Linked DNA regions of Homo sapiens: region 1 is linked to region 2. The links are chromatin contacts, found by Hi-C in ENCODE. All regions are on one chromosome and are shown on one strand. Each heading gives the region's core, a stretch centred on a gene start or an enhancer-like site at or near the end of the contact. The rest is flanking DNA. Distances are from core to core; before and after follow the strand shown. Region 1 overlaps LINC00882 (long intergenic non-protein coding RNA 882). Region 2 holds the start of CBLB (Cbl proto-oncogene B).

Evidence for each region. A loop is a pair of places that touch in the nucleus more often than their neighbours do. Pooled maps may share reads with other maps.
Region 1: a loop to region 2 is called in a pooled map, with 5 times the contacts of the local background. The contact joins the enhancer-like site here to the promoter of CBLB in region 2. A Hi-C loop is called at or near these places in 3 of 50 pooled maps.

What each region holds. Positions count from the first base shown.
Region 1 is chr3:107,115,661-107,120,200 of GRCh38, forward strand. All of the region lies in intron 2 of LINC00882 (long intergenic non-protein coding RNA 882), which reads right to left. Among named protein-coding and RNA genes, the nearest start is that of LINC00882, 120 kb to the right of the region's middle. Within about 2 kb of position 2,696, at least 6 of the 41 ENCODE cell types and tissues checked have a DNase peak (open chromatin) inside an H3K27ac peak, as active enhancers do.
Region 2 is chr3:105,867,748-105,871,731 of GRCh38, forward strand. CBLB (Cbl proto-oncogene B) reads right to left here and starts at 1,265. Exons shown (of 19, transcript NM_170662.5): 1 at 989-1,265. RefSeq lists a silencer at 1,234-1,463.

The DNA of each region.
Region 1 (4,540 bases), core at 1,446-3,945, 1.2 Mb after region 2:
GAAATTTAGAATGGTACACTAAGATATTCAATATAAGTTGAATGTAACAGCCTACAAGTCACCAAGACTTCACCAATTCTACGACATCTAAACATCTAAGCTTAATATCAAAATAGCAAGTGACTTAATATTCAGAAAGGAACAGGCACATTTAGGCCACTTTAGTCCCTTCAGTACAAACTGAATACAGCTGTGGATAAAGAGTCTCAATTGTTTCCAGTTTCTGAGAACACATTAGGCCACTTAATATAACATCCTGGTATATTATTTGCTTTTTTTATTAGCCAAACAAGATAGACTGATTGATTGAGTCACTCACAGGTATTCATTCCTTCAACAAATATTTATTAAAGGATTATCATGTCAGACACCAGGCTAGAGGATTTTCCCACATCACTTAATTGAAATTCAACAAGTATTCTGTTATAATGAGGATTCAATGAGTTAATATTTGTACAGTGTTTAAAACAGTGTGTGGCACATAGTAAGTGCTATATGAATGTTTGTTAAATAAATTATGTTGAAGAGTCGGTTGTAATATGATCTTTGTACAAGATTTTGATTGTTCTATTTCTTGTCTCTTAAAAGTTTCTTTCTTTTTTTTTTTTTTTTTTTTTTGGAGACGAAGTCTCGTTCTGTTGCCCAGGTTGGAGTGCAGTGGCACAATCTCAGCTCACTGCAAGCTCCGCCTCCCAGGTTCACTCAATTCTCCTGCCTCGGCCTCCTGAGTAGCTGGTACCACAGGCGCCCGCCACCACGCCCGGTTAATTTGCGTGTGTGTGTGTGTGTGTGTGTGTTTAGTAGAGATGGGGTATCCCTGTGTTAGCCAGCATGGTCTTGCTCTCCTGACCTCGTGATCCGCCCGCCTTGGCCCCCCAAAGTGCTCGGATTACAGGCGCGAGCCACCGCGCCCTGCCAAAGGTTTCTATAGGCATAAAAGAACAGCAGGGTCCTAAGATACCAGCCAGGAAGCCAGGCACAGGAAACAACTAAGTCAATATATGCCCATATAAAAATCACCTGATGGTAAATTTCTCTGGAAAAATTCTATAGGACTGACATAATAGTTTTTATATCACTTTTAAAATTTTTTTTATTTTTTTTGAGACAGAGTCTAGTAATCTCACCCAGGCTGGAATGCAGTAGTATGATCTTGGCTCACTGCAACCTCCACCTCCTGGGTTCAAGCAGTTCTGGTGCCTCAGCCTCCCAAGTAGCTGGGATTACAGACGCACACAACCGCGCCCGGCTAATTTTTTGTATTTTAGTAGAGACTGGGTTTCACCATTTTGCCCAGGCTGGTCTTGAACTCCTGAGCTCAGACAATCCACCCACCTCGGCCTCCCAAAGTGCTAGAATTCCAGGCATGAGCCACCCTGCCTGACCTAAAATATTTATTTAGCATGTACTTATGAAGTAGTATACACCAGGTTCTATTCTAACTGCTTTACATATAATAACTCATCTAATTCTCAGGCTAACTCTATGATACTAGCATTACTCCACTTTATGGATGAGGAAACTGAGGCACACAGAAGCTCACTAACTTGCCAAAGTCATATAGATAATAAGTGGTAGGGCCTACATTCCTACCCAAGTACCCAAGTAGTCTGGCTCCGGAGCTCAAGTTCGTAAACACTAAGTGAACATGTCGGCATATGAAGGGGTCAGCATTTATAAGAACCCTCACAGCCTCTGTCTCCCTGAGTCAGCATTGTTCTGTGTGCATCAACTGACTTGTCGTGTAACCCCATGATCACAGATTTTACTTTATGAAAAGAGATGGTCAAAGGACACTTTTGAAATATTCCTAAACCATACAAAAAGTCTAAAAGGAAAACTGAGGTGACAGATTATAGTTCAGGACTTAAATCAGTTTCAAATTTGACATGATCATAATTAATCACTTTTGTGTTCACACGTATTTTGCAAGAAGACTTAGAATCCATCATGTACTGACAAAGAATGAAGTAAGCGTACCTAGACCCTCCTCAATTGAATAGAGGACATTCCAACTCCTTTGCCCTGGCCCCTGCCCACTGCCCTAAATTAATTCACTATAAATAAGGACATCTAAGCAAACTACAGATCACAAGGAGTAGTAACTACCAACAAACATGAAACACTACTTTTCCATACTAGATAAATTGCAACAATTGTGGTAGAATAGCTTTGAAAGTTGTATTGAATTTAGAAATCTGGCTTTAGGAAGTACAGCAGAGGAAGCCAACTTTTCTGAAATAGCCAATAATGCAGAAACACTTTAAATGGTATTGAATGCTCCCCAGTTTCCTGAGGACCAAATAGATATTTCAGCAATTTATCAAGAACAATTAATCCTAGAAAATTGCCAATAATTCCTCTGTCTCAGAAAGAACGACCCATCTGCATTCTCGCCTTCCAAGAGCATGGCAGAGTTTGTTTCTCAGTTCTTCCCACAATTCAACTCTGATAAGTGAAATAAGGAAGGAGCTAAAAAGCGTGAAGAAATTTTTCTAAAATGTTTACAACCACAGAACCTGCCAACTGCTGCTTCCCCATTAGCTGAGTATGTTTTGGGCCACTGAAGCTCGGGTGTCAGCTCCTGGCTTGACGACGATTCCGTAAACAAAGAGACTTCAATATGTTTTATGCCCAAAATGCTCAAAACAGACACAGAGGCTCACAGGCCTGATGCCTGAGCCTCCCGCAAATGCTCAGCCAAACCACTCTATCAATCACGATTATTTGGTGCCCCCCTCTGGCCTTACTGCAGCAATTTCATTTAGCTTTCCTAAGAAACTGAAAAGAATTCTGAACGAAAGTCCAGGGTGCAATCACAAAAATCTGCCTGCAAGAGAAACCTAGTTTTGTCTGCACTTATAATAATTACTCCAATTCTCAATGGCAGAGGAAAATTTGGCAGGGCTGACTGCATGTTAAAAGCATGGTGATAAGAATGTTATATCACCATAACGTTCTTAAGGTGATATAATTTTGCTTTATGTATTTTTAAACATCCCCCAAGGAGATAGAGAGCTCTATCAGTTCCTCACAGTTAAGATAACTAGGCTACCTGGGCTCTGCTCAGAAGAATAAGTCAATTTACTCTGGAGAAATAATTCTGTGAAACTCAGACAGAGTTAGAACATCATGCAGTTGAAAACTGTATCAAAAACTCAGGCTAAACAATATTACTTATTAAGGTCATATAATACATATACGAGTTATTCACTAGCTCTTACCCAAGTTCCCTGGGTAAGCAAACTACAGAGACAAGAGTTTGTGTCCAGTTCCAGAGAGCTTCCAGGCTCCCAAAATGAATTTTGTCTCCAAATCCAAGGCCTCCTTCACTGTGCGCTTCCCCCTCACTGGCTCCCCCGACCCCCTACCCCCAACCCCCACCGGGACTGAGGTGACCATGCTCCTTCTGTTGGGTCAACATTGTCTGATCTGTTTTGGGGACAGCACATACAAGACTTTCCAGCCATGTTATGAAAGGGCTAGGCAAGGGGACGAGGCACCTCACACCCACATTACTGAGAGCGAGTGGAGTAGTACAAGTGGCAGAGATAGGCCCTATGGGGTTTCCAGAGCAGCTCTGAGGGTGCTAGATCCTAACAGGGCAAGATGACAAGGGGAAGTCAAGCTGTGAAGGCAAGAGGGAGAGGAGCCAAGGAGGTTCCTGTGGGTCAGAGGAAAGTGACTGTGGAGGAAGTCTTTGTCCAGGGCTTTGGGTGTTGGCGTCAGCTCCTCACGCAGCAGGTATAAGACAGACGGAAGGCACATAGGAACATTCGTAACTCTTCTAACTCTTCTAACATCCCTAACTCTTCCTTTCTTGCCCCTTTCTTCAGAGTTTGGAAACTCAGAGACCTCCAGGATTGGAACATGCAACTGATTCTTATTTGAAAGTGGTGAAAAACAAAACTGAAAAAGTCGGTGAGGAAAAAAGATCAACTAAAATTCAGCTTTGGGATAAGGACGAATTTAGCACCTTTTCTGGAAATCTCTGAAGCAATTACATTTGTACCCAGTAAATATTCTCATTTGGAAAAAAAAAACTGCTCAAGAAAGAGAGTAATAAAAATAACCACAATGAGGGCTCTCATTAATACTGGATCTTATGGAAACCAATTGTTCAGTCCCTCAACAAAAGACCAGATGGGCAGGAAGCTAAATATACACCATGCACTAAACATTATGAGTATCATAGTTTACAAGTCAAAGGGGGCTCTATTGAAGATAGTTCTATTTTCCCTCTATATTATCTGCTAGACAATACCTGATAACATTATCCAAGTAAATGACAACTTGATAAATAGTAATTTCCAATGGTGAACAGAGGTGACATTTCCTCATTACAAAAATATTTTCTTTGGCAGATGAGATTAACTGAATAAGAAATCCACTGACACTGAAATCACAGAGCCAAATTCCCTATCACAGCACTTATCACATTGCGTTAGGGTTGTTTGTTAAATATCTTTACTTACTTTCCTATACGCTATAATATTTGCTTTTTTCTCCCCAGTGCTTTACAAGGGGCTTGACATACAAC
Region 2 (3,984 bases), core at 15-2,514:
TTACACTCTCAATCTTTACACACAGTAGTTTTAAGAGCAGTGATCCTAGATTTGCTTTTACAATACTAAGAGTTAAAGATGCATCCTGCTCACGTTTCAAGTAGCTAAGGCTGAACTAATACTCAACTCATAAAAAAAAAAAAAAGAACAAACAAAACTTAAACAGGTTTCCCCCACCTAGATAAAAACAGAATGTTCTTCCCCTCCTGCCTTAATTCCAATTCAAAATACCAGAACAACTGAAGGTCCTATCATACATTTTGGGAGCCTTACGCAGAAACTTCACTTTCACTCTGTTAGATTTCTCCAAGTTACATAAACATAAAGATTATCCTACACAAACGTAAGGGACAGCTCTGTTGTCAACAAAAGCGCAGGGCATGTCCCACACTAAAACCACCAAGTACGGACACACGAACACCTTTCTTTAAATCAACGCGGTGAGTCGTTATTCCCAAGAACCAAATGAAATTAACACACAAATAGCCCATTTGAAAAGAGAAAAGAGAAAAATGACAAGAGCGGCCACGGAAAGGAGGAGTTCACTTCTCTGGCTCCTCGCCTCTGCCCTCAACCCAAAGCTTTGTTTCAGGACGCCTGTGTCCCTTCCCTGCTCAGGCCCCTTCCCGGCCCCTCGGGTCTGAGCTGCAGGAGGAAGGTGGACTGGGAGGGGACAAAGTGTCCCTCCCGTGCCCGCAGCACCGTCCGTCTAGGGCGCGGGAGGGACACTGTGGGCTCGGCGCCTGGGTGGACGCGCCTCCCGGCCGCCTGCTGCAGTCCTCACCGCCGTCTGCCTGGACGCCCTCTCCCTCCTCCCCGGCCTGCGGGTTCTGGTCTTTAAATGCCCCACTTCAAACTGGACGGCGGCGGCAAAGGCAGCTGAGAGCCAGGGCTGTCCCCTCTTCCTCCTTGGCCCGCGCCTGGCTACCCCGGGCCCCCGGGCCGGCAAGAAGTGTGGAGCCTCCCCGGCGACCCCTTCCCTTCTTGCCTTTCGGCGCCGTAGCTGTCCAGAGACACGCGTGTGCGCGGGTCCCACTCCACACGCACGCAGCCCAGTGTGTGTGGGGAGCCCCGGCTGGGAGTGGGATCGCTGAGAACAGCTCGCTCCCGAAGAAGGAGCAACCCAGCGCGCAGGCCTCCGAGACGTGGAAACGCAACAATTACCGTCAAGACAAATCCACACCCGCTCTCCCCTCCCGCCCGACTCGGGGAGGCCGCGGGACGCCGCAGCAGCACTAGCAGGAGGAGGAGACCGCTCGCTGGACACCCCACCCCTGTGGCACACACAGGACCCAGGCTCGGGGCGGGGCGGGGCGGGGGCGGGGCCGGGCGCCGCTGAGCCAATGCCGCGCAACCGCGCACTGCCCGACAGCGGGTGCAGCCAATGGACGGGAGGCGCCCGTCCTCCTCGCGCTGCCGCCCCGTCCACGTCCTCCACAGTACACAATGGCCCCAGAGGAAGGCCCGCTCGCAGCACGTCAGAAAGGAATTGGACTCGGAGAGAAATGAGGGGCCTGGACTCTCCCGGGAACGAAAGTGGAAACGGGAAAGGAAATGGACGAAGGGATGCAAGGCACGAAGGAGCTAACCAATAAGGGGTGGCAGGTGGGCGTGAGCGTCGGGACCGGGAGCCAAAGCCATCTGGGGCTGAAAGGCGGGACTTCCTGCTTCGCTTACCTTCCTAGTCTTTTGTTTCATAGCAACAGAGTAGTGGCTGGAAGGGTGTTGCTTCTCCGCTCTGGGCGGGTCCAACGCTGGAGAAATTCATCTCCCTAGGGCTGCCAAACCCTTCTACCCAGGACAGCAGCCAAACAGGTCTATGACGTTGCTTCTTGTTGGCTATCAAAAAGAGCAACAGCCACTGAGCTTCTAAAATGCAGAATAAATCTCACAGAGAGTAGGCTGGGGTGACATCTGAATGCCAACTGAAACTTCCCAAGTTTCCGAGTTTCTCTTTTGCTGTTAGTTTTAGAGGGATTGCAGACCAAACATCAGGCTGATGAAAAAGCAAATAGTTGACAACGCTGGCCAAACAGTCTCTGCTAATCATGCCAAAGCAATAAAAGTACCAGATAATGGGAATTGCTGATAAATACCTTGCACCTTTTTACTTAGTGCAAGTTTCTGCCTAAATGACTGAGGAGGAGACAGCTACTGTGTTTTGTCGGAGTCACCTTTACATAGATTTCTATCCATTTAAAAACAACCTTACTGTAGCTGCCATTCTCTACCAGCATTGTTACCTCTTTCTGTGGCTCCCTTCTTTGTGCTCTTAAAAAGGCCGACATCTGGCTAGTCTTTAAAGGAGAAAGCTACTGTGCTGGGACTTGTCTTTCAGCAATATCATAGGTTAAACAAATGCCTTCCATTTATTTCAGTTTACTTCAATCCCACCACTCATGCTACCAACAATTGCTCTGGACTTCATACTTTGGAACTTTCTTTCCACTACAGTTGATAGCGTTTATTACACTTTTCAGCTTGGACATCTCAGATGTTCTGATATTTTACATTGGGTTTTTTGTTTTTGATTTTGTTTTTTCAAATCTTGCTCTAACCACGTAACCTGATAAAATGTTTCTCAATGGTTCTAACCACTTTCTAGCAACTAAGAATTTTAATACTGTAATTATTACTATGAAGGATCCTGAGTTTTCCTTTACAGCCTTGAATTTACATGGTTAAGATTTTAATTTGACGAAAACAGAAAAAAAATGTGCCTTTGCAACCAGTCAGGTGATAAAGTGTGATTCAGGAAGTAATTTTGTTTCCTTGTCATTATTTCTGTGCCAGTAATTAAAGAGTAGTTCCTTGTTTTCACATTGCATTTATCTACAAAAGTGCTGGCCTCTCCATATCTCCTCCACCCATCCATATCTCTTTTACTCATAGTCGTAGTAGCTACATTTACTAAGGGGAGACTGTAAAAGAAAAAAACTGTGTTACCTTTAAAATAAATTTTAAAAGAATTAATGTGTAGAAGCATGTAGCAAAACAGTGGCTTAAGGGAACATTATAACTAAGTATATTACTTATATTCATATCTGGATAAATGTAAAATACCCAAAATACATGTTATAGCATGTGCCATTCCTTTTATATGGTGTTTTGCAACTGAAAGAGATGAGTTAATGAGAAAATGGCATTGCCTATGGTATCAAGCATATCATGTTGATATAAATTACAAGTTTTGAGGTGTATGGTTTGACGTATTTTGAAATATATGTATGTGAGATACGGTAGCATCCCTTACCACTTATTTGCCATCTCACTTTCCTTGGTTCTAGTTACCTGTGGACAACCAGGGTTTGAAAATAGGTGAGTATAGTACAAAAAGATATTTTGAGAGAGAGAAAAATACCACATTTATATAACTTGTATTACAGCATATTGTTATTATTTTATTAATAGTTATTGTTATTAATCTCTTACTGTGACTACTTCATAAACTTATCATAGGTATGTATGTATTGGAATACTCATAGTATATATAGCGTTCAGTATTTTCTGAGATTTCAAGCATGCACTGTGGGTTTGAGCATATCCTGTGGATGAAGGGAACTGCTGTATGTACATATGTACGCATGTGTGTGTGTGTGTGTGTGTGTGGTCAAGAAATTATAGCTTATCATCAACTAGCTATTTTATCAAGCAATCTGGAATCCAGGTTAAGTTCTGGTGTAGCAGGGTTCCCAGTTGAGCTGAAACTCGGATTCAGTTTGGTTTTCTCTCATAAACTGATGGAGCAGTAGAAGTCCTCCCTGCCAATTATTAGAAAAAGTAAATGTGCACGGGGAATAAATAACTGCTGGGATAAAACTTCAAACCCCGGGTGCCTCCAGTAGAGACACAAGAGATAAAGCACAATAAAAGATGCATGCTTCAGGACTATAAATAAGAAGACAAAGAAATGTTTCCATAAGAGATTTTAGGACATAAGCAGTAGTACTTCAAGCTGACAGAGTTGGCTAGAGAAACAGTCAC